2 separate regions of the Homo sapiens genome follow, and region 1 is linked to region 2. Evidence: read pairs that join two places in POLR2A ChIA-PET (ENCODE). Cell type or tissue: PC-9. All regions are shown on one strand. Links, peaks and the distances in the headings refer to the core of each region. The heading gives the core; the rest is flanking DNA.

The links. Peaks named below come from ENCODE experiments on the same cell type or tissue, not always from the same donor. Only the 100,000 strongest peaks of a DNase experiment are listed, where the experiment ranks them.
Region 1: POLR2A ChIA-PET joins it to region 2 with 6 read pairs; 2 of 35 experiments call an interaction of 5 or more read pairs at or near these places.

The regions. Positions count from the first base shown.
Region 1 is chr10:46,393,206-46,396,108 of GRCh38, reverse strand. No RefSeq gene overlaps it. Among named protein-coding and RNA genes, the nearest start is that of LINC00842, 3.7 kb to the left of the region's middle. In PC-9, for the core only: no CTCF peak of the experiment used is centred there; no DNase peak of the experiment used is centred there; H3K27ac peaks cover 713 bases.
Region 2 is chr10:46,235,516-46,238,418 of GRCh38, reverse strand. It overlaps the pseudogene ANTXRLP1. Among named protein-coding and RNA genes, the nearest start is that of ANTXRL, 50 kb to the left of the region's middle. In PC-9, for the core only: no CTCF peak of the experiment used is centred there; no DNase peak of the experiment used is centred there.

The DNA of each region.
Region 1 (2,903 bases), core at 172-2,671, 160 kb before region 2:
AGTTTAAGCAGAAAACAAATGTATGAAAGGCTATTGGACGGCTCACAGAATTCTGTGCGGCACGAACACTGTGTCTCAAATCATGCTGCAGGACAAACTTGGGGCTCAGTATGCTGGACCATGTTGTGCCTTCTCTCCCAGCCAGTGCTGCAATGGAAGAAAAGGAATTCAGCTCCTAGGAAATGCAAAACATTGATCTGAGGATAGAGAAGGAGTATATGTAGATATCATCTCTTGGAGGGAATTAAAAAGCAACGATGATAGAGCTATGGCAAGGCTACAGGTAGGGAATACCTATGGCAAAGAAAAACCAGAGCTAGACGATAAAGTAGTAAAACCAGATTTTATTCAGGACTATTGCAATAAGCGAAAAGAGACCTCAATATACAGTCAGGCTGATTCTAAAAACAGCATGAGAAGTTGAGACTTGGAGCCATGGAGCAGGTAGGAGTTGAAAGATGGAAAATTACCAAGAGGAAATGCCAGGGGTGAGGGTGATGCTGGCTAAACTGACCTAACAGGAGACCTGCTGAAGAAAGGCCAGGGTGACCAGACATCACCTGGGAAGGTGGAGGATGAGGACCCTGATCGGATATTGGGAGTGGTCAGATAGGAACAAGGGGAGTTCTTGCTGAATTGACTTAGTGGGATTCTTGCTCAAATTGAATTTTACAAGAAAGTACACAGATGAGCCTAGAAGGTTCAGGAGCCTGACTCAAGTTTGCTCAAGCAAAGAAACTTTGTCACTATTCCCTTATTTTTCCCCTATGCTGAAATTAAACTGGGCAGACTCCAAATTATCTTTAAAAACATAGGTGTGTTTTTAACAAATTCCAAAGAGCAATTGCAAAAGCACCTGTGGAGCGTGTCTGCTTTACCAGAAGTGCCCAAAAGGTTACTCCAGCAAAAATGATTAGCAGGTGCTGTGGATGCTGCTGGTGTCCTGGCCAGGGCCCCTTTGCTTCCTTCCCCAGGTGCCATGGGGGTCACCTGGTGGGAGTCAGCACATGGGGCCGTGACCCCTTACACCCATGCTGCTCCAGCTCTGACCCCAGGCAGAGAGAGCTTCCCCTCTAATCTGAGGAGACCTCTTGCTTCCAGGCCTGTCCCACATTTCTCTGCTGGCAGGGAGGCAGTGGGGGTGATGTCCATTCTGCCCCATCAGGGGAGATGATCAACTTCATGACTCTGCTTAAGCAGATCCCCTTGCTGGGCATGTACTTGGACTTGACCAAATTTCCTTGGCTGCAGCTCTTCTCAAGGCTCCTGTTTGGCCACATGAGGCCTGTTTTGGGGTGGGCTGCAAAAGAACCCATCGAACCAGTGGTCAGGGGAGCTTGCAGGGCAGAGAGATCCTCTAAGTCCTTCCTTCCTTCCTTCCTTCCTTTCTTTCTTCTTTCTTTTTTCTTTTTTTTTTGACAGAGTCTCGCTCTGTCACCCAGGCTGGAGTGCAGTGGCACTATCTCTGCTCACTGCAATCTCTGCCTCCCGGGTTCACGCCATTCTCCTGCCTCAGCCTCCCGAGTAAGCTGGGACTACAGGGGCCCACCACCATGCCCAGCTAATTTTTTTGTATTTTTTAGTAGAGACAGGGTTTCACCGTGTTAGCCAGGATGGCCTCGATCTCCTGACCTCGTGATCTGCCCGCCTCGTTCTCCCAAAGTGCTGGGATTACAGACTGAGCCACCACGCCTGGCCCCTCTAAGTCCTTTCTAAAGAGCTTTGGCAGAAAGCAGCTAGGCAATGGCTCAGAACTGAAAGCAAGTCTGCACACAAAGCAGGACTTGAACTGAAAGAAAAGGAATAAGAATTCTCACCCAGGGCTGGGATCCAAGAGACGCACACTGATACAACTACTAAAAGGTTGTTAAACTCCCGAAGGGCCCCTGCCTTGCTGTGTTACAGTCTGATTGTGTATTGTTGAAGCCCTTACCCCCAGTTTGCTGGTGTTTGGAGATGAGCCTTTGGAAGCTAATTAGGATTAGATGAGGTTATGAGGGCGGGGCCCTCATGATGGTATAGTGATCTTATGAAAAGAGCAGGAGAGAGAGAGAGCTCTTCCCCCCGTGACCAGGTGTAAGCACAGAGGAAAGGTCATGGGAGGACGTGTCAAAAAGGCAGCCGTCCGCAAGCCAGGAAGAGGCCCTCCCCAGGAACTGAATTGATCTTAGACTTCCCAGCCTCCAGAACTGTGCAAAATAAGTGTCTGTTATTTAAGCCACCTATTTATGGTATTTTGTATGTCAGTCTGAAAAGACTAAGACATGTTGGTGAATAGCTGCTGCATCCCCAACACCCAGGAGCCTCCCCTGGGGCCCCACAGACACCCTGCCATCCAGCACTAAGGGTTGAGGCCTGGCCCTGCAGGGGCCGCTACTCGAGCTCTGCTCCACCCCTGCAGACAGCACCCATTCAGGTGAGTGGGTTGTGCTGCACCAGTTGTTAAATATTCTGAGCACCACTTGTGGTGGATTTAAAAACAGCCCCCAGATTCGTTGACACTCTTCTCATTGACAGATTGGGTCTGTGTCCCCTTTCCTTGAAGCTGGGGTGGCTTGTGGTGTCTTCAACTGATAGGGCACCGGGGAAGTGATGCCATGTGACTCCTGACGCTAACTCACAGAAGGCAATGTGGTGTCCTTCTTGTCCACTGGGAGACGGTGGAGCCCTACCACTTGCTACCCTGAGGCCACCTTGCTGGAGAAGCTACGTGTAGGAGCGCAGGGGACAGTCCCAGTTGAGCCTGGCCTTCCAGCCATCTCACCAGGGGCCCAACATGTGAGTGAAGAGGCATCCAGATGGTTGCACCCCTCTGCCCTAGAGTCACCCCAACCTTCAGGTCTTCCCAACTGAGACTGAGTCGTCTTACTTGTTGGGTCAGAGACAAGCACCTTGCTGTGCCC
Region 2 (2,903 bases), core at 219-2,718:
TTCTAGTGAGACACGGTCCTTTGAATATACTTTTGGTTGTTTTTCTGCTTCACAAGGAAACATTTCAGATATGACATGTATGAACAGGAATCTGTTTTGGGCCTAACTGTGGAGAAGTGAGAAACCCCTTTGGCATTTCCAAGGGTAATCATAGAAGAACATGGCTCAGAGTGGTTTAGCTTCTCCAACTTTCATCTTTCTTGTCTCAAAAATAAGGATAAAATGAAATGGAGACATAAAGAATGCTAGGCTATGCTATGGCAAGGCTAAGGGAATGGCAAGGTGAGCCTGTATAGCCAGATCCAATCCAGGCCTGTCTGCCAGTGGTCTGCACCTGGTGGCAGTTGCCCACTCCAGCATCAGGATGGATGTGGACAGTTCTGGCTCATCAGCTGTCCGGGACACTAGGAGAGCACCAGCACATCTAAGAACCTCCTGTGCAAATGCATGCCAGACTCCTCTTAGTGCTTGACAGGGAGAATACTGAGAGGGGAACCTACCCTTTATCTCTCATCCTGTTGTGGAGAGGAGGTGGCCCGCTGTGTCCCCACCTTGCCTCACCCTCTCTCCTCACACCTGGAAAGATGACCATCTTAGCCCCCAACCCAGGAAAAGCATTGATCACCCATTATTTGTGTCTCAGTGTTTCTGCAGGGCTTTACTCTGAGAAGTAAAGAAGAATAGGTGTGTAAAGCGCCTAGCTTAGAAAAAGAAAGAGGAGCTCTGGAAATAAAGAAAGACAAACATTAGGAGAAGGAAGGAAGACAGTACAGGGTCTGAAGTTGGAATGTCCCTGGGAGGACTTCAGCACTGGTGTCAAAATTGATATACGGCAGGGAGAAATGAGTGGTCGGCAGTCAGCAGGCCCCCGGCACCCTGGAACCCCATAGCTGGCACCTCCCCTCCCACAAAAACTAGCACAGGCAGCCCCTCACAATGTCAGCACAGATCCCCCAGGCTGGGTTGGCAGTGCCAGGAGGAGGGCCCATCTCCTTCTGGGAGTGGCATTATCCTTTCTGGTTCCCACTATGCCTCCTAACCATGCCAGAAGAAGGTTTGAACACAATGGCCTCACTGCACACAGGGATTGCTCAGAGGCAAGAGGGTTGAAGCTGAGGCCTGGGTGGACAGAAGAGAGCACTGAACAGCAGGTGAGATCTTGTCTGGGCCTTATAGTCTGGATGGTGCCAGGAAGAGTGAGGTGGGGCTTTGAGCCCCCCTGACGAGCCACCTCTGTGAGGCCGGGACTGTGGCCCAGACATCCTGATGAAGTGTCCTGTGTTCTGGGTCCAGTTGGCCTGTGGTCAGGGGGCAGTGGCAGATGGAATATGGTGCTGAGACTTCTTGGGCTCAAAGGAGAAGTGGAGAGAAATTGTCCCTGTGCCTCCAGGCTGAGGTCTGGGCCAAGCCCATGGACTCTCTGGTTGCTTTTGCTCTGTGCTCAGCCTTGAACTTGGTGTGTGACCTGGGGCAGGGAAGTTGAGGGTTTCATGATGGGAAGGAGTCCCCAACTCTGTGCTGCAAGGAGAGAGAGAGGCTGTCTGGAGAAAGAGAAAGAGGCTCAGCTCTAGTGCTCTGGGGCTTTGGGACCAGGGTGCTCCCCTTCAGGGAAGTCAGCTTGTCAGAGGCAGCATCAGAGCTGAGGCTGAGGCACATGATGGCTGGGCTTGGATGTGCAACATGGAGAGGTGAGGAGCAGAGCCCTTAAGGCAGAGGAACAGAGCCCTCAAGGCAGAGGAGCGAGGGAAGGTGCCAGGGCATGGCCAGTTCTTCTTGTAGCTGGGCTCTGATTGCCTGAAGGCAGGGTGTGGAGACCCCAGGAGCCTGGCAGGGACGGTCTGACATGCAGGCTGGGTGGAGGGACTGGATTCTGCCAGCAGTGTAGAGCTTCTCTGGAGGGTGTGAGCTGGGAGGGAAGATGGTCCTGGGAGGACTAAATGGGTGGAGCCAGGGAGAGCAGGCTGACACACTTGGGTTGTACTAAGAAGGAAGCCTGAATCCCTGAAAAGGTGGCAGGAGCCCAATCGGGCATGGAGGAGGGTGGACAGGCAGCTGTAGACACAGGTGGCTCAGGACAGGGTCTGAGGGGGCACAAGGGGAAAGTCAGCATCATCCTGGATGGGGACTAGCAGGGCAGGGGCAGGAGAGGGCAGATCCCAGGACGGGGCCTAGAGGGGAGAAGGGTCCCTCTCAGTAAGAGAGAGACCGTCTCCGTAAGGGAATCCAGCATTTGAGGCATTTGCCACTCACATGCCCAAGGGGAGGCTTTCTGCATGAATGACAGGTTCAAGCAAGCTCAAAGTCTGCATGCTCTGGGGAACACCTGTGAGGAATAGAGGGTTTCCTTGGGACCATCAGGCTGAGACTGGCCTGGCAGGAGACCCCTGGGATTCCAGGCAGCCTGGGAAGGGTGGCCTTGAGTACAGAAGGAGCTGAACAGGCCCCATGCCAGGGAAACCACAAGCATTGATGGGCTGCTGCCTCTGCTGTGGTCTGTGGGCATCATCAGCACCACATCACAGATGGGGAGGTCGAGGCAAAGTGGCATATGCCCACTGGCATTCTGGGAGCCTGCTGCAGCCCTCCAGCCACAGGTGCTGAAGGGGATGCAGTTACAGTCCTCATGCTTGCAGAGCAGGGACAGGCACATCTACAAGGACATGGCATTTCCCACAACAGGCTCAGCCTTCAGCCAGGAGATGACCAGAAAGACCAAGAAGGGTGGTACTTTAGCTGGGAGCAAGGATAAGGGGCTTCCTGGAGGAGGCCACTCTGGAGCTGAGTCTGAAAAGGTGAGCAGCAGTTCACTGGGCAGACAAGGTTAGGAAGAGCATTCCAGAAACAGAGGACAGCTTAGGCAAATTAAGAAATGGAAAGCTGAGGGGCTCTGAGAAAGATTGTTA